Regions from separate parts of the Homo sapiens genome. Here region 1 is linked to region 2. The links are chromatin loops, found by intact Hi-C in ENCODE. Cell type or tissue: IMR-90. All regions are shown on one strand. Each heading gives the region's core, and the rest is flanking DNA. Links, peaks and the distances in the headings are about the cores only. Region 1 has its middle 9.2 kb from the start of EBF3. Region 2 holds the start of LOC124902561.

Region 1 (15,179 bases), core at 6,169-11,168, 210 kb after region 2:
AGTGGTGTTTGGCTGGAGTAGACCCATTATTATCTAAAAGTTTTCTATCTTACTAAACAGCTTCTCTTCCAGTCCTCTGGCCAAAGATAGCAGGGTTTTTTGTTTTTTATTTTTTGTTTTGTTTTGCTTTTGAATTTATGCCCTTGGCATTTCTGGGTTGCTGACTTCTTCATCTCTCTGTCTGGGATGTATGAGGCAAAAAGAAAAGCCAAGAAAATCGCCACTGTGTTGTTCACTGGGTTTCACGTTCCCTGGCTTGTCTTCCTTCTCCTTCCAACTTTTACTGTCTTCTCATGTTTGTTTCACACATAATGTCCAGGGCTTTTAACTGTACTTAGCAGTTAGAATAGGGAAAAGAACATCCACTCCATCTTTCTGGAAGTGGAAGTCTCTTATTGTTACTTTTTAAAAATTGTGGGTACATACAACACACACCGAATTATAAAAAAAAAAAAAGCATTTATCTACAAATGTCTTTTTTAAAAGGCTGGATGGGAATACACTAAAAAGTTAACAGTGACTTGGTTTTTATCTCCATTCTTTTTTGTAATTCCCAAAGTGCTTATTATTAACAGGTACTATTTATAATTAAAATAAAACAAAATTTTCTACTTTTTAAAATAAGCTGCTGCTCTTTGTGCTGTCACTCCAGCAAGACAGTGCATAGCAGGTTCCTCAGGGAGTCTTTTCCTTATGCAGGATGGACTGGGGCATCCAAAATGTTACTTTGAGGGTCCCATCCTTTGCACAGAGAGCTCATTCAAGTTTTCAAAGCAGAATTTTCTGGCCTAAGGGCCAAGGGCCTCTCCTCTCCTCTCCTCTCTTTCCTTCCTTCCTTCCTTCCTTCCTCTCCTCTCCTCTCCTCTCCTCTCCTCTCCTCTCCTCTCCTCTCCTCTCCTCTCCTCCCCTCCCCTCCCCTCCTCTCCTTCCTTCCTTCCTCTTTCTTTCTTTCCTTCTTTTTTTCTTTTTCTTCCTGTCTCACTCTGTTACCCAAGCTGGAGTCCAGTGGTGCAATCTTGGCTCACTGCAACCTCTACCTCCTGGGTTCAAGCCAATTCTCCTGCCTCAGCCTCCCGAGGAGCTGGGACTACAGGCACTCGCCACCACACCCAGATGATTTTTGTACTTTTAGTAAAGATGGGGTTACACCGTGTTGGCCAGGCTGATCTGTAACTCCTGACCTCAGGTGATCCACCTGCCTCGGCCTCCCAAAGTGTTGGGATTACAGGCGTGAGCCACCGCACCTGGTCTTCTTTAGGCCACTTAAACCGGGTCACCATGAGCATCTCATGAGTTGTTATAAACAAATAATCTGCAAAATTTCAGTGGCTAGAAACAGAAGTTTACTGCTCACTCACATAACAGTCCACTGACAGTCTGCTCATTGGGCAACATTCCTCCACGTAGTGACCAAGGGGTCCCAGTTTATTCCATCTGGGACTCTGATGTCCCCTGGGCATTGGGCTTTTGAGACCTCAGCTTCCAGCTAAGGGAAAGAGAAAGAGTGGGTGGAGAAGGCATGCCTTGTCTCAGAGCCCAACCCAGAGGGGACACATGGAACTTCCACTCACGCTCCGTGGAACTTCCACTCACGCTCCGTGGAGGGACCCGGGCACATTAGGATGCAAGGAGAGCATCTGTCCCACAAATACAACTAAAGAAACCCCTGTAGTGGCTGCTATAGCCATAATTAAATAATGAAATTTTAGCATTGATAGGAACCACATGACTCACTGAGGGGTGAAACCTTCCATTTTACAAATAAGAAAAGACACGCGGAGGGAGAACAGCTTTTCTAAGCCCCTCGGTGAGTTGCTGAGGTGGGTGCATCTCATTGCCCCACTTCCTTTCCTCTGGGGATCACTCCTCACCAGCCAGTCCAGGACAGATGCCGGCCTATCAAAGAAGCCCATCCTCCTGAGGCCGCCACACTTAGTTCCCGGATGGTCATGTGAGCCAATCACACCAAACTCTCCCTGGGACATTTATGGCAAGCAGGCATGCTGGATTGAAGGTATGTGAATGGAAGACTGTCAAGTGCTGGGAGTGGGAGGGAGTAAATACAAACAGGACACACAGGGCCTGTCCAGAGCTGCTCTCTATCCAGCAGGAGGGATGGATGAGGGATGAATTGCCATGAGCTCCTTCTTCCTGGCCACTGCCCTTCACCACCTCTGGAGATCAAGCCACATCTGGTGTGACTGGCCCCTCTGAAGGCCAGACTGGCTCTGAGGGTGCTGCGAGGGGTTTGCATGGTTCAGAAGAGTGTGGTTGGGGGACTTCTCAGAAGAGCTCAGGACTCAGGAGAACATGCCTCTCTTTCTCAGGGCTCCAGCACCAAGGGGTTTGGAGGCCCATGCAGCCTTCTCAGACTCTTCTGCCAGCTACTGGCTCAGCCACTCACCCTCCTATATCTATGCCCCTTGTCATGGACTTTAGCTTGGCCACCTGCCTTCTTGGGTCAATGGGATGTGAGTGGAGTCTTGAGTATACTTGCACGGTTGGTCTTATCCCCTGGACTATTGCCATTGCAGTGAGAGGCACCTACCCTGGGTAGCCAGCTGGTCTCAGAATATGTGAGACATGGAGCAGACCTCCACAGAGCCATGCCTGTCTGGACTCAACCAGCCCACCAAGATCAGCAGAGGCCAACTTGCATGGGCATGGGTGAGAGAGCATGGCTCTTGTTTAAGCCAGTGCATTTGAGGAAGGTCTTTTCACAGCATTACCATGACGACAACTGACTGACATAAGTGATGTCAAGATGACAACTGACTAATGTAAGTGATGCTCATCCACTGGCCGGCATCAAAGGTGGATGTATTCATTGTCTGTTTTTTCTGTAACAAATTACCACTCACTGCACAGCTTGAAGCAACACTCACTTACGCTCCCACAGTTCTGCAGATCGGAAGTGCAGCAAGTGTGGCTGGTGCCCTATTCAGGGTCTAGCAAGGCTGAAATCATGCTGTCAGCCTGGACGGTGTCTCATCTGGAGCTTGGGGTCCTTATGCAAGCTCATTCAAATTGCTGGCTAAATTCAGGTACTCGTGGTTGTAGGACCGAGGTCCTTGTCCACTGTCGGCTGGGACTGATCTTGGCTCCTAGAGGGTGCCTGAAGTCAGTCTCATGCTCTCCCTGTGGTCCGCTCCAGCCACGGCAGTCTGAGTGGCTGTCACACTTGGATCTCTCTGACTTCCTTTTCTCGTACACCTTGCTGACTCTTCTGTTCCCTTGCTGCTTTCAAGGGCTCGTGAAAGTACACTGGGCCCACCCAAATAATCCAGGATAATCTCCCTATTTTAAGGTCAGTTGATTATTAACTTTAATTCCAGCTATAAAGTCCCTTCCCAGCAGAACCTCTATTAGTGTTTGATCAAATAAGAGGGGACAGGAATCTTGGGGGCATCTTTTGAATTCTGTCCAACAGTGGTGCTGTCCCATCACCACTGGCTGAGCAATGGCCAAAACTACGTGGGCTTCTAGAGGTCAGCATCTGTGCCACCTCTCACCTGGAGCACTGGATCAGAGATGTGGCCCACAGGGCTGGAGAGAAGTCATTATGCATCTCTTCTGATCATTTCAAAATTAAATGCAAGGAATATATTATTGACATTTTATAAAAATGACTTCCTCCTGAGTAGTACAATTCATGGTACAAATATATACAATTTCAAGTTGAGGGAATACTCTTAATGGATATACAAAAACAGATTGAATGAATGCATCAGAAATATTTTTAACAGAACCACAGGGTTTCTGGTTGCTGTGCTCACATGGATCCTGTCTTCTATGGATAGGACTCCATGGCTGGTGAGTAAGTTCTGCAGCTTGGGCTTGCGAAGTTCCTGGGAGGGCAGCTGCCCCATTCTTTCTCAACTCTCTGTCACCTGATATGTGACCTCTCACCTCACAACCACATTTACATTGGCCTCAGAGCCGCAGGAGTCGGTGTTGGGGATCCAGGACAGCTGATGGGGGAGGTGACTACTGTTCTAGTAGAGTTCCTGTCTACCCTGACACCTTTCTCTGAAAAATCAACCTCCTCGCCAGAAGAACCGAAGTCGCTTTCGTTTGGTCATGGTGGTGACCTGTTCTCTCTCTTCATTCTTAGTGCCTCAGGGAGGAGGGCTGGGACACTAGCATCTCCACCTAGTCACTGCATAATTAATACTAGATAACCTGTTTGTTTCCTATCTTGAGAATCTCAGTGTCTTTACCAAGTAGATTCTGCAAAGTATTCTCAATCACAGAAGCAATATGAAGCTTCCTTCAGTGTGAGATATCTCTCTTGAATTATTTTTAGTTACAAACAACGCATATCAGTTGCACACAATTTTATTCTTAGAAAAAGGCATGTTTATGTCCTGTCCTGTCCACCATTATAGCACACACTTTTTGGATGGGCGGTCCCACCTTGGGGAACTTGGGGTTACGGTTGTGCTGTGCAGATTCCTCGGGCCCCTGTCCCATGCTGGGCTGTTCCGCCAGCTTTGATGTGTGCTTTTGCTTCCCAGGGTTAGCTCTGCACAGCTGGAACCACATTTCCACAGGCAGCTAGCACAGGAAGTGCCTGGGATGTCCTGTCTACCCGGGGCAGGCCTTTGGCCAGTGATTATGGTGTCAGGAAGTCCAGTCAAAATGGAAAGGGGCTTCCCTGGACTAAGGACCAAGGCTAGAGTTTCCAGAAGCCAAGGGAAGAGAGCCCAGCACTCATGCAGGCAGCAGGAAGCTGGTCACGGGGCCGGCAGGACCTGCCTGGACTAGTGTGGAATGTGCGAGTTAAGGTGGAAAAGAGAGTTTGGGGCCGAATGCTGGACTCGAGGAATGTGCATTTTCATCTACAGCTTTTGATCCTGTAAATATACAAATGTAGTTTCTAAGAAAACAGATGATGAGGAAAGAATGGTGGAAGGAATAAGACAGCAAAATGTTGAGAATGGTTGAAGGTGGAGGAGGGGTACATGGAGATTTGCGATCTATCAACTTTTGTGTGTGTTTGCAATTTTCCATAATACAAAGTTTTAAGAACTGAATTGCATATTTATCAGTTGCACACATCTTTACGGAGCCCCCACATTGTGCCTGGCTCTGTAACTGAGTAAACCAGATGAAGAGAGCAGGTGGGTCCTGACCTCCAGGTGTTCCATTCCTGCAGGGAAGATCCACGGTGGACACGTTTAACATCAGAACGAGAGGCACCATGCCGCCTGCAAGTAGAACAGATAATGACAGTTTCAGTATCTGTCCTCTGAAAGTACCCATGATTACGTTCTGACTTCTGGGGCAGGTGACTGCATTTCACCCTTGGCAAGTTTCTGTGCAGGGGTCCTCCAGGCCTCTGCCCCCTTGGATTGGTGTGCACTGTTGCTGGGCTCTGAGTCGCCACCTGGGCTCGTACTGAATATGCGAGCTGGTTAGTGGTGGCTACAAGACACCTTGCTTGCTATGAAAAAAAAGAGATAAAAGTAAATATTGAAACAGATTTGATTATTGATGTTTGTGAATGTACATTTCTAGGTACAGTGGCCAGTGACAAAGCATACATAGGTGGACAGCGACAGATGAAATGGACATCGATTTTTATATGCCTGAGAGAATTGAGCTTAACCTGTCAGATCTGTCTAAGCCTCTCCCAATGCAAACGTCACCAAAGCTGCTTCCTCTTCCTTTCACCTGTCTCACCTGTAAGGGGGATTTGTTCTTATGCCAAACAGTAAGCTCCATGAGGGCAGGGCCTTACTCAGGACTTGGGCTCCAAGGACCTGACTCAGCCTAAGTGAATATCCAATGGGGAAAGAAGGTGGGGAGGGGGATGTCTCCACTGCGTGGAAGGAGTAAGTGAGGGGCAGAGAAAGCCGTGATTTCTCGTTACATTCACAGCTACCTCTGTGCTGTTTCTTGTCTGTGAAGACAAGGCCTTGGGTCTCCTGTCAATAGGCCGAGGTTCCCTGCGATGCACCCATGTGACCAATGCCATTCCTCTCCAGACCCCTGAGATCAGGAGTCATTGTCTACCTGGCCAATGGCTCTCCATTCATTCCTCATTCCCGCAAAATTATGTCTTGAGGACCCACCTAGGGTAAGGCTTGGGCCACATTCTCTAGGAGCGGCTCCAGAAGAGAACTGAGTGGGCAACGCGGTGTGCCCAGGGGCCTGTTTAGAGGAAAGAGATCCTGAGACTGCAGCCTTGGAGAGAGGGGGCAAGGAGAGGAGCAGAAAGCAGGGTGGTGTGTGTGTTTGGTTGGTGGGGGGGGGCGGTGGTTGGGCTGGAGAAGGAAGGGAGTCACCAAGTCGTTATTAGAGGGATTGAACTGTTTTCTTGCCTCGTCCACAGCATTTTACCTCAACTGGTCAAACAGACTGAGCAAAGGCCACTTGTGAGTCTTTGTGTGTGGCACTGAATGGTGGCCCTCCCCAAACCCTTCCCTTTGCCTCTGAAGCCACAAGTGACAGAACCACATGACCAGAGCTCTGAAGTCCCACAATGGGGTTGGAGTCCCAGCTTCCTAGCAGTGTGACAAGAACATGCCCCTTAACTTTTCTGAGCTTGGGCCTGACACATAACATTCAATACATGTTAGTTGCTATTAAAAACATGGGTAATTTTATATCTTAAAATATTGCATATTGCTTAAATGGTTTCATGCTGGCTCACATTAAAAATGATTCCCAAGTGAAGATGACAAAGGGGAAATATTCGTTATTTAGTTCTTTTCTTACATTAAGTGATCATAATAAAGTACATTTCTGGGTTGCATTCTCTAGAGTGCCTTTTGCTAAATAAATGGCCAAAAATAACTTTCCCTTCCAGTAAGATTTCATGATTCGGCACACTCAACGTTCACTATAAAAGCTTAAAGTGAAGAGCACGAAACAAGCCTGGGAGCAAGAAACAGGCGAGAAAAAGCGATGGATACAGGAGGGTGAGGCCCACATTCCCACAAAAGTGCTTTCTGTTTCAGACAAATCTCGGCAATAAGAAAGTTGTCTTTATTCAGGTATCTACATCACACTTAGGTTTGGAAGAAGCAGATGGATAGGAATTAGTAGGATCTTCCAGGAGTCCCAGGTTCTCCCGGAAGAGGCAAATTAGAAAAAGCGCAGCAGCCCTGGGTAGGGGCCCAGGGCCCGGAGCCAGGGTCTGGGCTAATCAGCCCCTCCCAAGCCCAGGGCGGCCATCAGGTTGGGGATGCAGGTCACACCCCCGCCTGACCCCTTTTCTTTTCCAGAGCAGCAGCTCCAGATACTTATGAGAAAAGTTACACCTCTGGTCATTTGCTGGGTGACATCAAAAATGGGAGTGGAGTGGTCAGGCTTGCCTGGCCTCTGAAGGGCGGCCGAAGCCCTCCTTCACTGAGATTGCTCTAAACGCAAAGCTCATCTAGGAGCCATCCAGGCGTTTTTTTGTTTTTGTTTTTGTTTTTTCTTCCATAGCGTGGCTTTATTGGAGAACCCCGGGCTTTCTCTGTTTTCGTGGGCGATCTCTTGCCTCTTCCCATTTCATTTTAGCCGTCACGGGGCCCAGTAGAGTACTTTGCATTAAGTTATCCGTATCCAGGAAGATGTCCTCTCATCCACTTTACCAAAAAGGACCGGGAGAACCCCAGCCATCTCCTGCCCACGGGAGTGTGCGCTCATCCACACAGACGGCTTCAAGCCGCCCAGGGCCTGGGACCCGTTTCCAGATGCCCTGCGAAGTGGTGTCCACAGCAGCGGTGCCCCACTCCAGGCCTGGCGCACTCTTTTGGCCAAGGAGGCGCACGAATACCCTCGGGCCCCCGACGAAAGAGAGGGGCTCAGGTCCTTGCAAGGGGGCCTCCCCGCGGAGGAGCCCCGCGCGTGGCCCAGGAGGCCTCTCCTCCAGGTGGCTAGCGCTGGGCGCAGCTGCGGCCCCGGGGCACGGTGGCAGGCGGGCCGCTGGGCCGCCTACGGGCACCTCCACGCGCCCCCGCTCGGCCCTAGCCCGCCGCCCGCGGTGGAAGGCAGTGTGGCGCGTGCGCACTGGCGTGCTCGCGGCCGGGCCCGTGGGCTCTCCCGGGAGGGCGGGAGGTGGGAACGTGGGAAGGCGCGGGGCCGCCCACCTCCCGGCCCGCAGCCGGCGCCGCCGACACCTCGCGGCCGGGGCGCCCGCGATGTCCGTCGAGTGAGCGGCACAGGTAAGCGCGCTCTCGATCCCGTCGGGGGCTCCCCGCCCCAGCCCGCGGCCCCCAGGCGGCCGCGGCGCCAGCAAAGTTGAACTTCGCGCGTGGCGGGCCGGACACTGAACGCTGGGGGCCGGGTTGCCGGGGCCCCGGAGCCGGGTGCGCTCCTCTCGCCTACGGGAGCGCGGGCGGGGCTGCGGCGGAGGCGCGGGGTGGGACTGTGGAGGCAGGAGCCCCTGACCATGAGCTGCGCCCAGGCCTGGCCTCGCAGTGAACTTTTGCGCCGCGCCCTGGCAGCGTCTTGGTTCCTGGCGAGCACTGCCTGGGAGGCCTCCGTTGGCCTCTGCTCGCGGCCTTCCCGGCGGGCCTGCGGGGAGGCGATCGCGTGCCAGGGATTCTCGGCGCGGGGGAGGCGCGTACCGGCACGGGCGAAGATCCGGGGTTCCGAGGATTTAGCTGAAGGACCCCGCGTTTTTCACTCTCCGTCTTCCCCCAGTACAAACGCCAGACCCTTGGAGAGAGGGATGGGGAAGGTCGAAGCGCCTAGATGCCTGGACGACAACGCAGGAAGCAATTAAAACTCCTCCTTTCGGATTAACAACCAAAAATTGATCCATGTGTCAGGAATACCATTGATTTATGAAAGGTGCTTATTTCTCTGGTATGGAGAATTTTATGTTCTCCAGGTGAAACCGAGTTCACCCAGCTCCAGCGTAGATTGATGTTTTAATAAAAATAAATAAAGGGGAAAAGCTCGCCTGGTCTTTGGGGACATCAAGTCTCAAATCGCAGAGTTAGACTAACAAATCAAATTGCATTATCTTTACATTTCATATCTTTTAATCTTGTACCTAAAAATCGCAGGCAGGAGAGCGCCTTCATTTCGAAAGTTTTAATATAGTGCTTAAAAGTCCGCATAACTAGCAATCAGTGTTTCATAAGCAAAATGGCACGGGAGCGTCGGGTAATTGTGATAAGTGGCAGGCGGCGCGGGGCGAGGGCGGCGGCGGCGGGAGGAGGAGCGGGCTCTGGACGCTGAGAGGGAGGAGGCGGCGGCCGCCCGGAGCCGCGCGGCGCCCGTAGATGGCGCCCTGGCCCCACGCTAGGCCCGGGATCCGCGGCTCCGTCGGGCGGCGCGCGGGCGGGAGAGCCGGCGGGGGCGCGGCGCTCGGGGCTCCACGCTTGCGGTAGACTTGGACCGGGGCGGCGCGGCTAAGGAGGAAAAAAAAATTAAGCTTATTGTTGCCATTTTTAATTTAAGGCCTGGGCAGTCGTTTGGGGCGGATGGGGGTCCGCGAGTCCAAGGCGTCACTGGGAGCGGAGGGATTCCCGCCCCCCCCACAAAAGGCTGCAGCTCAGCCCGGGTGGCGCTAGCGCAGCGCCAGTCCCGGCCTCCGGGTGCGCAGCCCAGGCGGGGCCCTGGCGTGCAGATGCGCGCGTGTGCGGGCGAGGGTCGGCGGCACGGCGGCAAGGACACCGAGTTCAAAGCCGCCGGTGGATCGCCCCCGAGGGCGGCCCGGATGGCCGGAGGACCCCCCCCGCCCCCGCGCCGACGCACCCCCGGAGCCCGCGCCAGGCCCGCCGCCACGGCTGCCGGCGCCCTCCGCTTTGCAATGTAAATTTCAGCGGGACAAATTGCTTATTAATAGTCTAGAAGAGAAGCCGGTTTCTTTCTTTCTTCTTTTCTTTATCTGTTTTTATTTCTACATGGCCCCTAGCTATGCCCTGGGCCGCCTTGCCGCCCAGCAGTTTTCTCTTCATTTCAATGTCCTAAAGAAAATGCAAATTTCCACAGTGTGGCCTTTTTAAAAAGTTAAATTAGCAACAGCTTTAAGTGACTCCATTAGTATGGAAAACACACATGTTTAATGTGGGAATAGCTTCCTTTTAACGGGACTCATTCTGGTCTGTACATTCAGCAAACCCTTAGAGTTGGTAAAGAATCTCTTCGCGGCCGAATTTGTAGCCAGAGGTGCACCCTCCCCCTTCCAGCCCCGGCGTGCACCCGCCTTCCTGGGGGGAGAGGAGGGGTGCGTCCCGCCGCCGCGCGCTGCTGGACCCAGTCCGCTGGCTTGGATCCCTTAGAAGTCGCGCGAATGTGCGCGAAAGGGTTTATGCAGGCTGGAAGGGAGGAGAGCTTGACACATTTCTGTCCAAGAGCGGTATGCTCTTCCTTCCCTCCCGGCCTCATCGTCGCAGTCGCCGGAGCTGAGTTAATTACCCGGACGGACTCCCCGGCCCGGCCGCCGGCACCCATCGCCCCACTTTTGCGCACCAGAACGGGTGTATACACTCTGTTAAGGTGCTGTGAAGGAGTGAGATCGGGTAGCCGAGGAGGAGGACATTAGTACATCGGTGACCGTGGCCACCCTTTCCGTCCGTGCCCACTGTAGCTCTCCACCACCCCAACTTCCTTTACTCGTGTTGGCAAACCGCGGTTTCAAACTAGAATTTTATTGGCAAACTTTTGTGCGCGGTTAGCTTCCAGAAGAGGGTATTTAATTTTGTTATGAGGTCTGGCCGCCCCCTCCTTTCCCTTCAAGCCAGTGGCATCGCACTCCACACCCGTCCATGAAAGAGTTAAGATTTATGGTATGCTGGAGAGGTCTTGTTAGGATGTAATCTGCATTTTTAAACTACTGCGTAATAAAAAGTGAGAAGTTTTGAGACACCTTTCTTGATTATACCTTTGGCAATACTTTAGGTTTTACATTTAATTTGCATTTTGTTCTTGGTGAATATTGAAGTCTTGAGTGGAGGATTGAATTTTATTAGGACATCTGGACTGACAATATCAAATCAGACACCAGTGTCCCAAAGCATGCTAAAATTTCAGAGTTAATTAGAACGCAGTGTGTTTAATTAAAGCCAATTATAATATTTGAAATTATCTGATCGATCCGTGTTTGTACAGTTTGGGTCTGTTTAGGTGTTGATTGGCGCACTTTGCGCGTGGTTCGATCTCGGAACTTCTCTGGGGAAAGTTTGCTTTGTAAACTGGCGGGGGCGGGCCGGCGCGGAATCGGCGTCTCCCGCGCCCGCTCGGGCGCATCCAGCAGGACTGATTTTCCGGGCGCCGCCGAACGCAGCTCGAGAAATCCCAGCTCGTTGCTAAACCGATGGGCCTTTTAGGGTCCGAGGGACGTCGCCACGCACCAGCTGTCTTTTCCAGCTCGGCTGCTCCTCCGGAGTATCTTTACAGACAGGCAACCTTTCGGGTTGCCGGGTGCGTTGGGAGAAGCCCAAGTTCGCCAGTGTTTGATTTGGGGGTTTCGCTCAAGTAGAAGAGCCCCCAGAGCTGACTCGTGGGGTCGGCCAAAGTGACCGAAGGAATCCGAGAAAAGTTAGGAAAAGGAAACAATAATTAACTGTTTCCCTTATAATTTAGCACGCTGCAGGAGCCGAGGCACACCCCGGCGTTTTCGCCCCGCTTGGAGCGCCCATGGTTTTCCAGGGAGAAGGTTGAGCGAGTTCCAGGTCAGGTCCGTCGCCCCGCTGCGGGGCCGGGCACTTAGAGCGCAGGTTTCTCTCCAGCAAGGACGTTCGCATGGCGCTTGGTACCTAGGCCTTCTGCCCAGTGCCGGGCTTGGTCCGACCCTTGCTCACGCAGGTGGGCGGCAATTAGGACTAGGCGGCGTGTGGCGGTTTCCGCGCGCCCCTGGGGTCACGGCGTCAGCTAGGACTAGGTGCTCCGGTCGCGCAGGAGCCGGGGCCCAGCTGCTGGGGCCGGCAGGACCCGGGGCGGACACCTGCCCCGGGGTGGGTGGGAGCCCAGGCTGTTCTGCTCCCGGCTCCCGGCTGCGCAGCGGCACTCCACTCTCCCCACCCCAGGAGGCGCTGTTTGTCAAACTTGGCCGCCTTGGCAGGAGGCGCCTGCACGTTCTCACTTGGAAGCTGAGCCTTCCCTGGTACTGGGGGTCGGGCTTCAGCAATCTTAGCCGTACAGAATAAATATTAGAGGGAGGAGGCAATGCAGAGAACAGGGGTCTGGGACCCTTCAGTTTTTGCTTTTTACCCGTGAACCCAACAGGGCATCCTTCCTCCAGCGCAGGGAGGAGGCGCCCGTTGGTTTGCCCCATGTGCCAGGGGGAGTTGCCCAGTAACTTGCCTCAGAGGGCAGGCGGGGTGCGCGGCCTGTCTTGGGCTCTGCCGCCAGATGCCGCCTGAGGCCCCCGCGGCTAGCATCTCCGCGCCGAGAGGGCGAAGGCGCCCTCTCTGGTCCTGAGTAACCCACCCAAACCTGGCCGGGCTCCCTTTGTGCGCGACTGAGGTTGGGATGGCCCTTACTTCTCGGTTTTCCCCGGCCCACGGACGAGCGTGACCCCGTGGCGCAAGACGAACTTGGAGCGCTCTCAGAGGCCGCGTCACCACCCGTGGTGGGCAGGCTTTGCCAGTGCGTGCTGTTTCCACCCTATCCCGCAGTTCCCGGGATTTTCTAGGTGCGTCTCTCCTGGCCCCTCTGACCTCCTTCCCACTGGGGCCCAGGGTCAGTTTGGCTCTCTCTTTTCCTGTTCTTTCCCCGGCCCCTGCCTGTGCTTGGCGCCCGATTCTGACCCCAGGCTTGAGCAGGGCTAGAGGCCCGGAGGCCGGCACGGTCTGAGCGTGACCCCCGGGCGCGGAGGACGTTGGGGCGGGCCGCGCCTGCAGCTCAGCACTGGCGGCGGGCACACGAACTGGCGGCTTTTCGTGCATTGGCTTTCACCCTTTCCCGAAGGCTCCAAGTGACATGGCCAGGCAGCTTGGGCCTGTGGCCATGGGCCCTCCGATGGTGCGGCGTCGGGTCGAGCCCGCGCACCCCCTGATACTCCAGGGGACTTGGCCTCCAGGAACTCTCGGCCCAGGCTTCTCAACGCCGGAAATGCAGTTTATTACTCTTTGGAAGGATGTTAGGGAGGTAGGCGGGTGCCCTGGGCTAAGCCTCGATCAAGAAGGGGGCATTCGCCCGGTGCCCTGGGCGCTGGGCCCTGGGCCCGTGCAGACACCGCGGCAGGCCTCGCGCCCTGGGATTCCAACTTGGCCGAAGTTTCTGGGTGGGGGTGGCTTGGAGTCCGGTACCAGCCCAGGTCCCCGTCTCTGGGCCTTGCACCAGGCACCAGTGGAGGATCTGAGACTGAGGAGGGGTAAGGGGAAAGTTTCCTCTCTACGCGCGCCGAACAGCCCCCTTCACGGGTGGGTAGTGGGTACCGGCGGAGGACGCTGGCACGCGCGGTGGCTCGGGCACTGAGTGGCTGGGCAAGGAGGCCAGGGTGAGCCTAGGTGCGGCTCCTGGGAGGTTAGAGCCCCCGCTAGACTTCAGCCAGGTTTTTTGATGGTGCCACGGATCAGTGGCCCAAGCGCCGCCAGGGCCTTCTGCCCTGCGCCCGGCACGCCGCTCCCAGAGCCGGGCGCCAGGGGCGGCGGGCGCTGTCTCTTTAAGGTCACTGCCTGCTCCGGCACGACATGGGGAGGACAGCTGGGCACTGGCCATCTGACTGACTCCGGCTTGACATCTGGGAGCCCACTGGTGTGTGGCACGCGAAGCGCTTGATGCCGCTATTTAAATGCAAATGTGAGGGGGCTCATTGAAGCCTCTCCCCGTAAATCCGCACAAAAGGAATACTTCCCACCCTCCGAGGAGGAGGCGGCGGCGGCAGCTCGAGGGCCACCCGTGCAAATCGCGTTGGGCGCGGGGCCCTGAGCGGTCGCCGCAGCCGTCGCGGCCCGCGGGGTCCCCGGCAAAGGTCAGGCTCCGCCCAGTCCGGCCCCCGGACGCCGGTCTGGCCCCTGGGAGCGCTCTGTGCACCGAGGTTAGACCTGCGGCCGCCGTGGGCCTGCAAAACTTCCAAAGTAGCAGCCTGTTTCTCCTCGTCTCCCTTCTCCTGGGTACCCAGCGCCCCGCCTTCCCCAGAAAGGGCGAGGGGTGGGGGCAGGGCTCCCTCGGGAGGTGGCCAAGCGCCGGGACGCGCTCCCAGCGTTACTCAGGACACTTGGGATTTGGCCTGCAGCCCCCTTCCCCATCCCTGGCCTGGCTGCGGTGTCCCTTGCTCCCCTCTGCTGCTGCTCCTGCCCCATCAAGTCGAAAATCTGAGGGTGGGATGGGGTGGGGGACCAGGGGGTACCCTCCCAGGCCGCTCCGCAGCAGGCCGAGGTGGAGACCCTGCCCGGTAGGCGAGTCCTTGTGCCCACAGCTCGGAGCCAGCAGCGGAGTGACAAAAAAGATAAAGTTGGTGAATGATAAAGACCGTATTTTCCACGCTTTGGGTGCGGGACCAGATGATCTAGAAAATGAGCTGAAATGGATTCAGCCTCCGAGCCTGTTGTGAGAGCAGCTGATTCCCCCATTTCGGGCCAGATGGCTGCTGAACACAGATTTGCATTCATTTTCGCTTAATATCGTCCAAAATAGTGGGGCAGCTGCATTTGTTGTCAAAAAGGTTTAAAACCCCTTTTCTTTCTGGGGCAGGATCGTTACCTTATGTGATGGGCTTATAGAACTTTTTTTTCCTCTTTAGTCAACAGTATCAGATTTAGAAGGATTTGTTTTTAAACCTTCTAATTTGGTAATCAGATTTAAATCGCCTTGGCGCGTGTAATCTGAATTAAAGATACTGTAAATGATTTTAAGCATGATACTTTCGTTAGCGCAAGGAAGGGGCACCTCTAGCACAGGCTGGACATTTTAGGAAGTGTGCTATAAAGGAAGCATTGTTTCCTATTTCCAACTTCATCTTTCCCGAAAAGGCACTTTGCATATTCTGACAATAACGCTTGCCTGGCCGCTTGCCCTGCGTGAGCCCCCGAAGCAGCTAAACACGCAGAGACAAAGCGTTTCTCAACCCCACCCTCCCTCGATGGCCAACTTTATTTTGCGTTGTTTCTCCACGAAGAAAGTGTTCCCTCCTACACCAGTGTCTGCCGAGAGTGGAAAGCGCTGGGCTTATTAGGAATACAGAAATTTTCTTTTAATTTATCATGAACAGTTTCCATACACTTTGATTTAAGGTTATTAACATTCTATAGACAGTGGCATCTTTAATATGTGGCTATCGCTTCTAA
Region 2 (15,179 bases), core at 8,828-13,827:
AGGAGGGAGAAAGCAGAACTGGGGTGGAGACGTGCGAGGTGACCAAGGTCAGCGCCGCAGCCAGAAGGCGTGTCAGCAGCGTGTAGCCTCGATGTGATGGGAGGGGGGCGGCGCCTTGCCTCTGCGGGCTTCCTCCCAAAACACCGCTGCCCCAACCTGACCATGAGAAAACCCCAGTCGAGAAAGAGCCTTCAAAATACTCTCACACCGTCACGATCACCAGAGACAAGGAGAGTCTGAGAAATGCTGCCGCCAAGGAGCGTGAGCAGACGGCGACCCGGTGGGATCCTGGGACAGAAAGGGGACCTCAGCTGTATGGACTCTAGCTAATAGTAACGTGTCACTATTTGTTCGTTCATTAGAACAAATGCACGTCGCCTGTGCAAGATGTTCACGGGGGGAGGCAGCAGGGGTTGTAATAAGAACTCCGGACTAGCTGCTCATTTTTTCTGTAAATGTAGAACTGTTCTAAAAATAAAGCCTATTGGTGTTTTAAAAACCCGAACCTCAACTGTCCCCAAGGTCCCTTGGCTCCCCTCTTCGAGGGGACGCAGAAGGTTCACTAGGGCTAAGGAACAAAAAATTCCTGGGGAGGGCCGACTCTGGGGAAGCGAGGCCAGGCCTGCGACGCCCTGCGGCTCGAGTGCTGGGGCCCAGGCCCGGTGGCTGCAGCGGCCAAGCCGGCCCAGGCTTGGGGAGGCGGGCAAGGCGCCCCAGTGAGCTGGGGCTGGGGCTATGCCAGCTCCGCTCCCTTCTCTGGCCCAGGTCGCAGCTCGGGCAGGACGGGACAAGTGTGTCCCCCGCACAACCGTGCACCCCGGGCCAGGATGCAGCGCCCACCCTGAGGCCGCTCGGACCCCAACCAGACAGACCCCCGGGTCCCCGGGGACGAGGGGGCAGGGCTCCAGGTGTCCAGGGATCCGCCCTGCTTCCCGGCAGCCGCCACTCCCAGCACGGCCGCCCCCAAGCCTCAGGCGCTGGTTTCCCAAAGGTCCCGGCCCCCTCGAGCTTGGAAAGGCTCGGCAGCCGCAGGCAGCGGGGCGGGGCTCTGAGCCGGACCCTGTGGGCCCTGCCCCGGCCACGCAGGCACCGCGGACTCCACTCCGCTCCCGCAGGTAGAGCACGGTGCGTGCAGGCAACGCCCGAGCCGGCCGCAGCACCAGGTGAGCCCCGCACACGTGTGCAGGCATGCGCCCCCGGCTTGGCGCGCCCCCGAGACGTTCCAGCCGCTTCGTCTGCGAAGGAGGCCCGGACAGGCCGGCCGCGCGCCCTGGACCCAGCACACGGCGGGGCGCGCGCTCCGGCACCCGCGGGCTTACTCTTGCGCTCTCCTCGGTCCTCGCACGCCCCCTGGCGCCAGGAGACCGCCCCTGCAGAAGGCGAGGTCGGGCTGAAGCGCGGTGCGCAGCGCCCTCGCGTGGACACGCGCCGCCACCGCCCGCCGCCGAGGTCTGCAGCCGACGTGGCCTACCTGGGACTTGCCGCGCGCTGACCTCGATGGTGCAGCAGCGACCAGGGTACGAGGGCACCATGGACCGTTTTGCATACGTGGAAACTGAGGCTTTCGAGGTCCTGGAGATGGTGCATTGACTCCGCATATGACAGTAGATTCAGTTCGCGCCCCGGCCTTGTCCCTCCAAATTCACACAAGGCCGCAGCGGCAGCAAAGCTCCCAGTTGGCGCGGGGCCCTGGACATCACCTGCCGTCGCTGGCCCCGGGGTGTCCCTGCAGCCCCAACGTCCAGGGCACTCTGGGACCCAGGACAGGGACCCGACCCAGCCAGGCAGGGCTCGTGACCAGCTCCTACCCTGGCGTCTGGTTCCAGGGCTGCTGGTTCCTGCACGCGCCCTCCCCAGTAGCACCACCTGGACCCTGGCACCAGGGGCTGCGTACCTCCCCGGATGCGTGGGGCAGACCCCTCCAAAAGGGATGTGCACAGGCCGCCCCCAGGAGTGCGTGCCCGGAGCCTGAGCAGCCCTTCCCGGCCTGGACCCCCGATCCCACCCCTGTGTGCCCCAGGGCCCCGGGGAAGGGACAGAAACAGGGTGGGAAGCAAGAGGGGCAAACGTGAGCGGGGCGATCTGTCCCCTGAAGCTGCCAAGACCCAGGACTTTCTAAATTCACAAGGCAGCCTTCCCGGTCACTGGTAGGTGTATTTGTCAAGGTAAGAGGACAGAACAGTTTAATGTTTGTTCGCTTGACTTAAAACTTCCAGTATTTGCGGCCGGACGCGGTGGCTCACGCCTGTAATCCCAGCACTTTGGGAGGCCGAGGCGGGCAGATCTCGAGGTCAGAAAATCGAGACCATCCTGGCTAACAGGGTGAAACCCGGTCTCTACTGAAAATACAAAAAATTAGCCGGGCGTGGTGGCGGGCGCCTGTAGTCTCAGCTACTCGGGAGGCTGAGGCAGGAGAATGGCGTGAACCCGGGAGGCGGAGCTTCCGGTAAGCCGAGATCGCGCCACTGCACTCCAGCCTGGGCGACAGAGCGAGACTCTGTCTCAAAAAAAACAAAACAAAACAAAACAAAAAACTTAGTGTTTGCACACGGCATGGGAGGATTTCTATCTGAACTGCTGCTCCCAGGGTGCCCACGGCGACCTCACCCTCTGGAGACCCAGGTAACGGATCCGCCGTAAGAACCCAGCGGGGTGGGTGCTCCCGCCCGCGTCAGACCTGCCTTCAGGGAGAATCCGTCCCCCACCCCAGGCCTAAGCACAGCGCTTGCTGTGATCCGGGAGAAGCAGGATCCGGAGCCTGGTAATGAACCCTGGCTGAGCCACTCGCCCCTTGGATAAGAGCTTTGGCAAATTCCTGAGCTTGTTTCCCCACCAACAAAAATAACCCCCAAAACGCCATCGTGCTGGGGGGCCCTCGGGTTCTAAATAGGCACCGCGCTTCGGGCAGGGCATGGCCTTCACGGTGGGCTGCTCCTGTGGTGCCAGCGTTCTCTCTCCTTCTGGCAAAGCCGGTCCTGGGCACCTCCTCACCCTCTCTGCCTACCATTAGGACCAATATGGGCCCATCCACAGCCCAGCACTCCACCCTGCACCCAGTGCTGTCCCTGGACACCCAGAGGAACATGTCTCCCTCCCAAGCCACAGGAGCCAATTCACTGACTCCTCACACCTCATAGGGGTTAAGAGGGCAAACTGCAGCCAGGAGGCCCAGAGTCAAATCCCAGGTCCAACAGGTACTATGACCAGGAGCAGTGTGCTTCACCCATGCCTCAGTTTCCCCATCTGTCAAATGGGGCTGAAGATGCCTACCTCATAGGGTTGTGGTGAGAATTAAATGACTTAATACATGTCAACTATTCATGACAGCACCTGTTTGCTGTGGTGGTTTCAGCATCAGGTGGAGAGTATGTCCCTGCAGGAATGCACCTAGAACAAGGGGTCACAGGTGACCGGGTGTGTGTTTCTCTAGCGAGCAGTTCGGAGCAAGTTCAAAGAAGATCATGGCTAAGGTGAGTGGCCCTTTAACAGAATCTCCGGGAAAGGAGAACCCTGGGGTCAGGGCCTGAGTTCCCCGACCTCCTTCAGCCACACTCCTTGAAGCAGGGCTGGCCTTCCAGGCCTGCCACCTGTGCGGTCCCATGGGGCCCTGCACTCAGAAGGACCACACTCAGTTTCACGTTCTGCTTTCGTCATCTCGAAATTCTTAATAATTTTATCTGAACTCGTGCTGTTAGTGCAGGGGCACCACAGAGCATGTGGGTGAGCAGAGAACTGGCTACTCCTTGCCACCCGGCTAACATGCAGGGTTCGCGATGCGCCAGAAGCAGCGTTCCAGTGGGCCTCAGCATCGGAGGTGACAAGACTCAAGGCGAGGGCAACATCAGCATGTAACCAGCTACGACAGGACAGCTGGAGCTGACAGCCCTGGCACCACGCTTTCCAATCACATGAGAACTTGCTTCCAGCCCAGAAAGAGAGCAATTGCATTCTAAGAAACACGGATGACGGAGGAAGCCATCATATCCTCTCTGCCTTGTCTCTTGCCTGTACTAGCCAACTACTCACACTGAAGATGACACAGAAGGCAGGCAATGAGAGGGCAACCCACAGCTCCTTCTCTCTCATGGTAACCTTAGCCTTAAGGCAGCATTCGCTGAGGGAATGTGCATGGATCAAGAGCATTTCCTTTTGTGCAGTGCCTCCAGCATCCTGGCAGAAGCTGAGATAGACATAGATGGGCCAGCTCAAGTATCCCACACACAAGTTAAATGCTCTTATATTTGCATTTGAAATTGCCACTACACAGTGCAAAGAAAAGCAGAAACATTCATGTTAATAACTTAATGTTCTAATTTTTCTTTAGAATATTAAGTAGCAAATAATACACACCCGGGGAAAAACCTTTATATCTTAGCACCTCCAACAGCACTTTTTGCCTGCTTTCTGAACAAGCTCTAAAATTTATAAACCTGGACCTGCACGCAGGCCCTGCCCAGCAATATAGGAGGCTCCTTCCCTGGCAGTGGCCCGGGAAACAGCACAGTGCCACAGCCCCGATGGGAACCCAGGGCTCCAGTGCTTAGCTGCAGGAGGAGGGCAAAAACCTGCCGTCACCCCACAGCATGCCCAGCGGGGTGTTATTTTCAACAGGAACATGCTTTCTTACACTTAAGTGTGTGAAACTACACACGCTTCCTGCACCTCAGTGCACAGGGTTCCGGGATGAAGACAAAATGCTGGCATGGAGGCTGCCCCAGAAAATCCAGCCCGCTAACCGTGGGCCACCACCTCCCATCTCAGCCTCTCCACTCAGGACCGTCCCTGCCAGATCCTATGCTGCTTCTCATCAGCAACTTCGGACAGCCAAGCGTGCTGCACATGGGACACGCTCCTACCCACCAGGAGCCTTTGATTCTGGGATAAGACTCCTGGCATGAGGAAGACCCGCAGATCCTCCCTACCTGCACCCACCAAGGGCAAATGCCCTGGAACCTTCCTCCAGACCTAAGGGCAAAATAGAGGGATATGCTGGGGCTCAGAAAATGATACCCCAAGGCCTGTGGTTTTGGCACACTGAGGAACTGCAGGACACCGGAAGGGCCTCAGAGGCAAGGGCTCTCTGACCCTCTGGCCCCTTCCCTTGCCCGCACCCCACCACCCCTCAAGGTAGGCCACGGAAAGTAGAATGCCTCTTCCCCAGTGCAGGTCATAGAAACCAGAACCCCTCTCCTGCGAGGCCAGCCATAAAACCTAGAAATACGGCCAGGCTCTGTGGCTCACGCCTGTAATCCCAGCACTTGGGAGGCTGAGGCAGGCGGATCACTTGAGGTCAGGAGTTTGAGACCCACCTGGCCAACATGCCGAAACCCCGTCTCTACTAAAAATACAAAAACTAGCCGGGCATGGTGGCACACGCCTGTAATCCCAGCTACTGTGGAGGCTGAGGCAGGAGAATCGCTTGAACCCAGGAGGCAGAGGTTGCAGTGAGCCGAGATCGCGCCACTGCACTCCAGCCTGGGGGACAAGAGCAAAACTCTGTCTCAAAAAAAAAAAAAAAAAAAACTAGAAATATGACTCTAACTTTCCCTGGCCTTTGTGTAGGAGTGTAACTGAGCAGCTTAACTTCAAAATGCATTTTTAGACTTTTTTTTCCTTTCTCTTTAGTCCTGAGATGCAACCTTAGAGCAAACTGCAGAAGCCTTTTCCCTTAATCTTAAAATAGACTCCATACCCCTCCCCTTTCTCACCGTATACTCTCTTCACATGTGTCTGTGAGCTAGTCTCTAATTACGTGCTTACTTCGAAGTTCTAGGGACTAATCTTGAGACAGACCAAGCGTGGAAACCCAGCTGCAAAATCCCAGAGCTTACCTCAAGGTGAGCAGTCAAATCTGGCCACTTGTTGAGATGACACCAGCCCGCACTCCAGGTGGACGGAGGCCCAGGACAGCCGCCGGAACAAGACACACATTGTACTCAGCACGATCCCTGCGCGCCTCCCAGCTCAAGCTCCTACTCCCCACTTCTTAAACCCTTGCCTTCTCTCCAGAATTCAAAGTAGTTACTTTGGGTGGGAATCCAGCCATATCCCCATGACTAGTTCTGGTTAATAGTCACTTTCTTTCTACCAGACCTTGCTCTTGTCAACTGGACTCTGTAACTGGCGAGCACCCGGATCTGAGGTCCACTACAGGAGCCGGCCACAAAGACATCCTCAACACTACTTTATCTGAAAATGGATCCCAGACCTTCATTCCAGAAGGGCCCTGCCCTGTACCTGGAAGGAAGAAAGCTACACACGGGGCAAGGCTTCCCCATCCAGTCTACGATTAGATCCTTCCCTTCTGTCCAATCACATTTCTGCACAGCCACCCACTCTTCGTTGAATCTGAGTGTGAACATGCAGTTTCTCTTGGGTTTTTATTTCTGAAGGCTCCTGTGTCACCTAAGTCTTTACATACATTTTATACTTTTCCTTGGTAATCTATTCTAGGTGTTGGCTGTGCCCCTTGTGATGGGTGAGGAAAGGCATCCTCCTTTCTGCCCCTACAGACAGGTGACAGGGCTCTCTGAGGGCATCCAAGCTCCTTCTGGCTTTTCTCCATTATATCGGGGCTCTTCCTTTTAAGCACAAAACATAATACAAGAGCATAAAAATCTATTTTAATTCTTTTAGAAATTACCACACATGCCTTCTTCCTAAATAGACAGCTCCCATATCCAGGTTACAAGCTTGGGCTCAACGACACGGCTAGGGGTTAAGGAACTCGCTCCTGGGGACAGCAGGCTGGGAGATGAGGGGCAGAGAAACCCTTACCTTACCACATGGCAGGCATCCCCCGGGCAACCCTGAACAAGGGCAGGCTCTCTCTCTAGGAGTTCATATGGAAATCTGTAACTTCCTCAAATAAAACTTGACTTTTTGAGAAAAGATGAACACTGTACCACTGACAACCATTTAGATGAATGACCGTGGGGAGAACAAGAAGGTCTTTTTCAGTCAGAATTTGCGGGTCCTGGCAATTAGGTTTTTTTGTTTTTTTTTTTTTTTCTGAGACAGGCTCTTATTTTGTCACCCAAGCTGGGGTGCAATGGCACGATCACTGCAGCCTTGACCTCCTGGGCTCAAGCAATCCTCCCATCTCAGCTCCCCAAGTAGCTGGGACTACAGGTGCACACCACCATGACCAGTTAATTTTTTATTTTTTGTAGATATGAGGTTTCGCCATGTTGCTCAGGCTGGTCTCAAGCTCCGGAGCTCAAGCAACCCGCCTGCCTCCGCCTCCCAAAGTGCTGGGATTACAAGCACGAGCCATTGTGCCCAGCCTGGCACTTAATTTGTGAAAGCCACACCATTTCTAACAGGAACATAAAAATACCAGGTCATTTCAGAAGCCCCAGACTTGGGCAACTCCACTCACTAACTTGCAGCGTGCTACCTCAAAGCCAGTGTGGCACGAGGCTTCAAGCACAGCACTGGGGCTGCGCTGACAGATCCTGGTTCAAATCCCAGCTCCCAGCCCTAGAACCTTACAGTGACCTAAGTGCACCAAGACTCCCTCAACGTGTTCTGCTGCAGCCAGTGAGTCAGTGCACGTGCCCGGCCCATGAGCTAACTGAACTCATGGCTTCTGAATCTGAATGTCTCTAAATATCAGACAAAGCTGTATGAAAAAAGCCCCCAAGACTCTGAAACCAGATGGGATGCCAGTTATAAAACTTGTCTTTAAAGTTACCCATCCTGGTGAATGAGGCATCAGGAAGCTACTGCAGCTTGTGTCTGATTCAGAAAGGTGGATACCTTTCCTCACCCATCACAAGGGGCACAGCCGACACTCCTATAACAAAAGAGATTAACAAGAGAAAAGCGTAAGATTTATTTAAGTCTTACGTGACACAGGAGCCTTCAGAAATGAAGACCCAAAGACTCAAGAGAAACTGTCCATATTTACGCTGATTCAACGATCAGTGGACGGCCGTGAGGAAATGTGACTAGACAAAAAGGGAAGGGTCTAGGTCCTCAAACTCAACATCTGAAATGTGTATAAAACAAGAATTCATCTGCAAATAATCAACTTACTTTTATTTAGAAAGGTTTGAATTTTGAAAAGTAGCAACTGTCAAATTTAAGAAAACTGATCTTAGGTCAGGCATGGTGGCTAGGGCCTGTAATCCCAACACTTTGGGAGGCTGAGGTGGGAGGATCACTTGAGCCCAGGAGATTGAGACCAGCCTGGGCAACATAGTGAGACTTCATCTCTACAAAAAAAAAAAATCAAAACACAGCCGGGCATGGTGGCACATGCCTGTCATCTCAGCTACTGAGGAGGCTGACGGGGGAGGATCTTGAGCCTGGGAGGTCAAGGATGCCGTGAGCCATGACTGCACCACTGCACTCCAGCCTGGGTGACAGAGGAGACCCTGTCTCAAAAAACAAAGGAAAAGAAAGCTGATTTTACTTTAAAAACTAAACCAGAAATCATGTTTCATATTGCAATCTTAAGCTTGTAACTTTTGACTGTCAAGATAGGTCTTATTTGTATAATTCTTTCCAATAAGGCAGATAATGATTACCAAGCGCTTAAAATGTATTACAGTTGTTTCAGAGATTAAACATTTTTAAGTTATTAAAATGAGGCTTTCTAATTATAAAAACATGCTATTTTTTAGTCTACTCCTCAGCAGACTTAAGACATTTTTGTAAAGAACGGAAATGGCAAATAACTTTTTTCCTTCCTTCTTAATGATCAATCCAGTGGGACCAAGGTGGACTTCCTGATGGTTCTGCAAGGCTCAGTGTTCAACAAAAAAAGGCAAAAACATGTAAGTCACACGTGGGCAAGGCAACTGAACCCACCAGGTCCTGTTATTTTATTAAGGAGCATTTACATTATGATAGCAAGTTTCAACACATTCATCAACAAGGCGGTCTTCAAATCAATCAGTCAACCCCCGGAGTTAGAAAGTAGAGTCATGAGGAAGAGCTGCTTGGCTGTAGGAAGTAGGGTTAATGCCCTCTAATCCCCGGAAAGGGGCAGACTGAAGCCAGAGCCAGAATCCTGGCAATTCACCAGTTTCTCATCACAGGTAAAAAGGCAACTGCATCCCACATAGCTCTGAGGGGGAGGCCTCCCGGGAGGGGCAAGCCTAAGGTTTGGGTGTCCCAGACCCTGGATGGAAGCCCCAGCTCCCAATCTGTAGCTGTGCCCTTGAGATAGCTGCTTTCTCCCCTCACCTGCAAAGGAGAATTCCACAAACTACCTAGCCTGTTTCACTGGTTTTTTTCTTTCCATTTTTGATCAAGAGTTTTTATTTTAAAAAAAAGTTCATTCCTGCAGGCTTATTTCCCCTAAACAGATAACAATTCCCTAAGAAGCCTTCCTACAAGGAAGGCACAAACACGCAAGTCAAGAGGAGTGAACAGCCCTGCCTGTATGAGGGCCTTTCTGGTTCCTATTCAACCAGCCTCTTCTAGAAAGGAAATTCTGACATTTGAGGTTTGGTTTCTAAGAGTTAACAGGCAAATAGATGGCAGCCCCCATCATCAAGAGCCTCCCCACAGCACCAGCTCTATCCTAAGCACCATGCAGCTTTAACCTGGCAGGATGCCACACAAAGCCCCACTACATACTCAAAAGAGCAGGCCAAGAAAGGGAGGGCAGGCAGAGCTGGCCACAGGCTCTGGCCAGGGTCCACGCTCCCAAAAACGCAGCAGTGCTTCTCGGAACAGAAATGTGTCCAGACATGAAAACCCTCCATACAAAGCCTGCCTGGAGGGTCCCTCCCACCACAAGCACCCAACGAGGCCTCACGTGTGGGACAACATCCAAATGACACATTGTCACCTTTCCTTGTGAACTGAACAGATTTCTCAAATTCAGAAAACAACTTTGTCTCTAGAATTTGGGGATCAGAGAGGATTTCAATTCTGATAAAACATTTCTACAAGAGCAGGCTCAATTATAAACCCATACGCAAACTCTCTTTTTGTTAGAAAATTCAATAGGGGAAGTTCAGCTGGGCTCAAGAATCTTACTTTACTTCCTAAAATACACTAATAAAATCAGATTAGGAATGGCCATCAATCCGTTTGCATGAACAAGATGTCTTGACCTTCCCCATGTCTGGCCAGAAACAACTAGAAAATAGAAATATGCTGCACTGTCACCCCAACTTACCTGGAGTCAGTGGAGCCAAAGACCATCAGACTTTAAGAGGATAAAATAATATAGGACACAGGGGCAACTCCCCAAAAACTCTCAACACTCATCCTGACTCAAACCAGGATGGCTCAACAAAGGATAACGTCACTGATATCTTATGTCCTGCAGGAGTCAACCAAAGGGAAAGGAGGTCTTCCTAAAATGCACTAACCACATGACATTATCAGAGCAACGGCCTCTGGCCAGAACAGTATTTCCCAAATTGGAGGCAGCCATTTATGTTAAAAGTTGTGCATTTTATTTATTTGTATGTGCATTAGAAAAAAACAGGCTTACTGAGTCTGTGATGCCAAAGATATTCTTGCTTAGGATAAAGTGAAAGTAAAAGTTGACTTAGAAAATATACTAGGACAGTTGGCACTTAGAGAAAAAGCAGTATGCAAATGAATTAAGTTTGAGATAAGTATACCAAAAAAGTATGGAGCCCTCCTCCATGACACACATCCCTGCGGCCAATGGCTTCATAAAATTTCAGTAAAAATTCTATTTCTATCTACATTTAAGAAGTTTTACTTATACAATGATTTTCATTTTAAATAGAAACAAGGAAGTTCTCATGGACCAATGCTATAAACAGCCTTATCTAATTACACAGAATGCCAAGAGACTCCACCATCATGGGTGTCCTAACACCTAGCAGGAAGCAAGGCCATGTCGAGCTTTATGACTTGTACAGACCACCCTCTGTAACACACAAATCAGCACTCTACTCTTTACACAATCAAAACAGAGAAAAACAGCCTGAGCTGAAGAGACAGCAGCAGTGTGGAGGTGGTGGGCTAATCTTACCTAGGAATAGATGCATTTCATCCTGTTTATTCTTGTCTGAATTACTGACTTCTGTTTCCCTTTCCTTATCGCCACCAGACAGTACCAGCATCTTAACTGCCCAAACAAACAGGGTGGGGTAATATATGAAGAGAATGTGCCACAAGTACAAAAAAAACTAAGAACCATGAGGTGAATTTAGCCATCCCATTTGAAGCCTGCACTGTGGAAGCCTAGTGGAGCAACTATTTTTCAAATATGTTAGATTCAGGATCAAAAATATTGTTAAAATTTTCATGGACTTCAAACTGTTCTCAATAGGAGGACCAAAGGAACCTGAACGACCAAATCAATGTTTATTATAAGTAAGTGGACCAAGTGTGGTGGTCCTACCTGTAAATTCCAGCACTTTGGGAGGCTGAGGCAGGAGACCTCATCTCTACAAGAAATAAAAAATTAGGTGGGCATGGTGGTGCACGCCTGTGGTCCCAGCTACTCAGAAGGCTGAGGCAGGAGGATCGCTTGGCCCCGAGAAGTCGAGGCTGCAATGAGCCATAATCGTGCCACTGCACTCCAGCCTGGGTGACAGAGCCAGACCCCGTCTGAAAAAAAAAAAAAAGTAGTGATGCTTACAACAAATGACAATACTTTTCCATTCTTTGTCATGACTACCCATTCTTCTAGACCTTATGAAAAAAGTGCTTGTTGTACCATATTCAATGAGAAATCATTTTCCTCTTAAATGTTTCTTGATAATTCACTACTGGTGCCTTGTGAAATGAGTCTCTAAACCTGCAGACATCCTACACTGCCTCTGCAATGTAACCAGTGCCGAGCTCAGCAATGACATCAGAAACTAATTTCCGTTGTTTTTCCTAAGCTGTAAAGAGATCTTTCACCAGCGAGGGGAGCCATTGTGTTGGCAAAGGAGTTGTCCTAAATACTGTTGTGTACTGCATTCCGCCACAGTTCTCCATTTTCTGAAGACTGCCTTTCTTAACTGCTAGAAGATACTCATGTACTAAGAAAAAGAGATTTAAGGTGGGTTAATTATAGTAGCTGTATGTTTAATACTGCTGTAAAGATACACTTTTTTCATACAATTATTGTTAATAATTTGAAGATGTTTATTGCATTCTATTTTTGGTGGGAAAAAAATGTAACATACATTTATTTAGCACGACATTGTGAAATACACAAAACATGTAACTGAGAAAGCAGGAATTTTCTATTCCTAGTCCATTTCTGAGGACTAAATCATGAACTGCTCCCAATGTAATTAAATATTTCTTACAATAGTTGGGCACCAAGTTTAAGATTTATTAATTTTCTCCTCTCAGTATAGGCAGCAATTCACCATTTTCTTTCAGTTCCTAAAAATAAAAAACAACAATAATAATATGTATATGCATATATAAAAAGATGGAAACATCTAAACAATCACAGCTTGTATGTATATCTGAGAACCAAAAGAAACACCTATTGGATTAAAACTCCAGTCTCTTAACACTCTCAAACTAAATGAGCCATAAACCCTGAATACACTATCAGGTTAAAAAATTTAACAAGGTATTCTTGGCCAGGTGTGGTGGCTCACAAATGTAATCCCAGCACTTTGGGAGGCCGAGGTGGGCAGATCACTTGAGGCCAGGAGTTCAAGACCAGCCTGACCAACATGGTGAAATCTGTCTCTTAAAAAATAAATAAATAAGGCTGGGTGCAGTGGCTCATGCCTGTAATCCCAGCACGTTGGGAGGCCGAGGAGGGCAGATCACCTGAGGTCAGGAGTTGCAGAACAGCCTGGCCAACATGGTGAAACCCCGTCTCTACTAAAAATACAAAAATCAGTTGGGCATGGTGGCGGGCACCTGTAATCCCAGCTACTCAGGAGGCTGAGACAGGGAGAATCTCCTGAACCCGGGAGGTGGAGATTGTAGTGAGCCAAGATCGTGCCATTGCACTCCAGCCTGGGCTAGAGCGAGACTCCATCTCATTCATTCATTCATAAATAAATAAATGAAGTTAAGGTATCCTAAAACCAACAGATTGTTTAGTATTAGGAAACGCAGCAACTGGAGCCAATGAAGCCCCTATTTAAACTGTAGCAATAAATAAGGAAAATAAATCAAGTGACTTTCAAGGTTGAAGAATGAAGTAATGTGGCTGGGCGCAGTGGCTCACACCTATAATCCCAGCACTTTAAGAGGCCAAGGGGGCAGATCACTTGAAGTCAGGAGTTCAAGCCCAGCCTGGCCAACATGACAAAACCCATCTCTATTAAAAAAAAAATTAGCCAGGTGGGCATGGTGGCATGTGCCTGTAATTCTAGCTACTTAGGAGGCTGAGGCATGAAAATTGCTTGAACCCAGAAGGTGGAGGGTGCAGTGACCCAAGAGCCAAGATTGCACCACTGCACTCCAGCCTGGGTGACAGAGTGAGACTCTGTCTCGAAAAAAAGGAAGAAAAAAAAAGCAGTGTGACGTTAAAAGTCTACTCAAATATGATGCTTGTTCCCCTCCCGTTCTTCCACTCACAGAGAGGAATCAGGCTTTGCTATTGAAACCCAACCTGGCAACACATCTCTGCCTCAGGAAAAGCTAGAGTACCAGTAAGAGGGAAAGGCAGAAACCATTAAAAAGACCTAACAATTCAGAAACAGACATGGCATCAAAAGAGCTACCACCAGGTTGACTGGAACTGCAGTACAGGCGCCATGCTCCTTGTGCCTGTTTTTCAGATTTAAAATCTGGATTATAGACACCAAGCTTGAAAGGACAGACATGATAAATAAGATTTTCTGGTTTAAAGAAACATTTAGTATGATATAACATTTCAGGTTATCACTGAACAGCATAAACATCAATCAATAAAACCATTAAAATCCGTATGACCTCCTCTGGATGAAATTCAAATAGGAATGATGCTGTCACACAAAACCCAGACGGCTTTCAGTCATGTCTAGGGATCTTCTTCTACCTACTCAACAAGCAGACACCCTGCCCCTCCAAGGGACCCAGCAGGACTTTTCTGAGCACACACTCAAGAAGGCACGGAGAGGACCACGCAGCTGAGTGGGCAAGGGCAGGTGGCCCTCAGGTGGAATCTGGACTCAATGGCTTACTAGTTATGGGATGGTGGACAATTCACCTGACCTCTCTATGTCTCTGTTTCCTCATCTACTGACTAAGAAGAATTCTGCTCTCTGAGGCTGCTTGGGAGATTACGTGAAGCAGCCTCTTAAAGCACCAAAGCAGTGTGCCTGGAACATTGGGAGCGCGCCAAATAAGGCAGTCCTCGCCACCCTCACTGCTGTTAATGCGAGCCGGCAGGTGGAAAGTCTAAACCTAACCAAATCTTCTATCTCTCTCAACAAACTGTCTTAAGTCCAAACATTCTGGAACAGCAGTAGTGAACCGTTTACTCTTCAGAGGCAATAACAACTCACAATTTTCTCAGGACACTAGATTAGCTGAGTAACTAAATCATCATTCAGTCCCTCATTCAACAAAACAAACGCTCATTGCTCCAAAGAGGCCAGCCAGATTAGACCATTTCAAACATCTTTTAATTGAACTGAACATGAAGAACTGCATTCTGCAAGAAACAGATCAAAATGGGATCGTAAGATCTATTCCATATATCTTCTCAAGGAAAAACGTTAACAATATCACACATTTCAAACGTATATGTTCTTAGCAGGTGAACATAAAAAATCATATAACACTCTGTTATATAACTAAAAAGAAGTTACCCACGCAGCTTAGCTTTAGAATTAAATGAGATTTATTGATTGTATCTTCCCAAGAGTTACCAATGGCTAAGGTACAGGCTATAAAACATTCAGACAAGAACAGGCTCAAGAGTATTTGGGGTTTGAGTATTCTTTGTGTCTTACAAAAATAAGACTATATATATATATATAGAGAGAGAGAGAGAGAGAAAGAGGGAGGGAGGGAGGGAGGGAAGGAGGGAGGGAGGGAAGAAACAAATGCAGATCTGTTTCTGCTGCTTCAGGGCTATTCAAGAGCAATAGTCTTAAAAATTTTTTCCTCCAGGAGTGAGACCATTCCCCAGGAAAAATGTCTCACTGGCTTGTTTAAGAAGTATGATATCAAACCTGGAACTCCACAGGAAACAAAACCTACACAGAGGCCACCAAAGGACAAAAAGAGCCTCTGCATCAATGGAACTCAAGCTTTGTTTTTATAAAACATATTGGTCCAAAGTG

Evidence for each region. Peaks named below come from ENCODE experiments on the same cell type or tissue, not always from the same donor. Only the 100,000 strongest peaks of a DNase experiment are listed, where the experiment ranks them.
Region 1: a loop joins it to region 2, with 17 times the contacts of the local background. A loop is called at or near these places in 6 of 110 quality-filtered maps.

What each region holds. Positions count from the first base shown.
Region 1 is chr10:129,965,878-129,981,056 of GRCh38, reverse strand. No RefSeq gene overlaps it. Among named protein-coding and RNA genes, the nearest start is that of EBF3, 9.2 kb to the right of the region's middle. RefSeq lists enhancers at 7,275-8,158, 8,159-9,044, 9,685-10,304, 12,167-12,786, 14,029-14,649. In IMR-90, for the core only: a CTCF peak has its summit at 9,224 (motif pointing right); no DNase peak of the experiment used is centred there; H3K27me3 peaks cover 3,622 bases.
Region 2 is chr10:130,176,487-130,191,665 of GRCh38, reverse strand. GLRX3 (glutaredoxin 3) reads right to left here. Exons shown (of 11, transcript NM_006541.5): 11 at 11,994-12,324. The coding sequence ends at 12,274. LOC124902561 reads right to left here and starts at 11,553. Exons shown (of 2, transcript XM_047426136.1): 1 at 11,345-11,553; 2 at 1-7,798. The coding sequence starts at 1,598. The coding sequence ends at 441. RefSeq lists silencers at 998-1,117, 1,168-1,497 and an enhancer at 1,339-1,839. In IMR-90, for the core only: a CTCF peak has its summit at 11,850; a DNase peak (open chromatin) is centred at 11,855.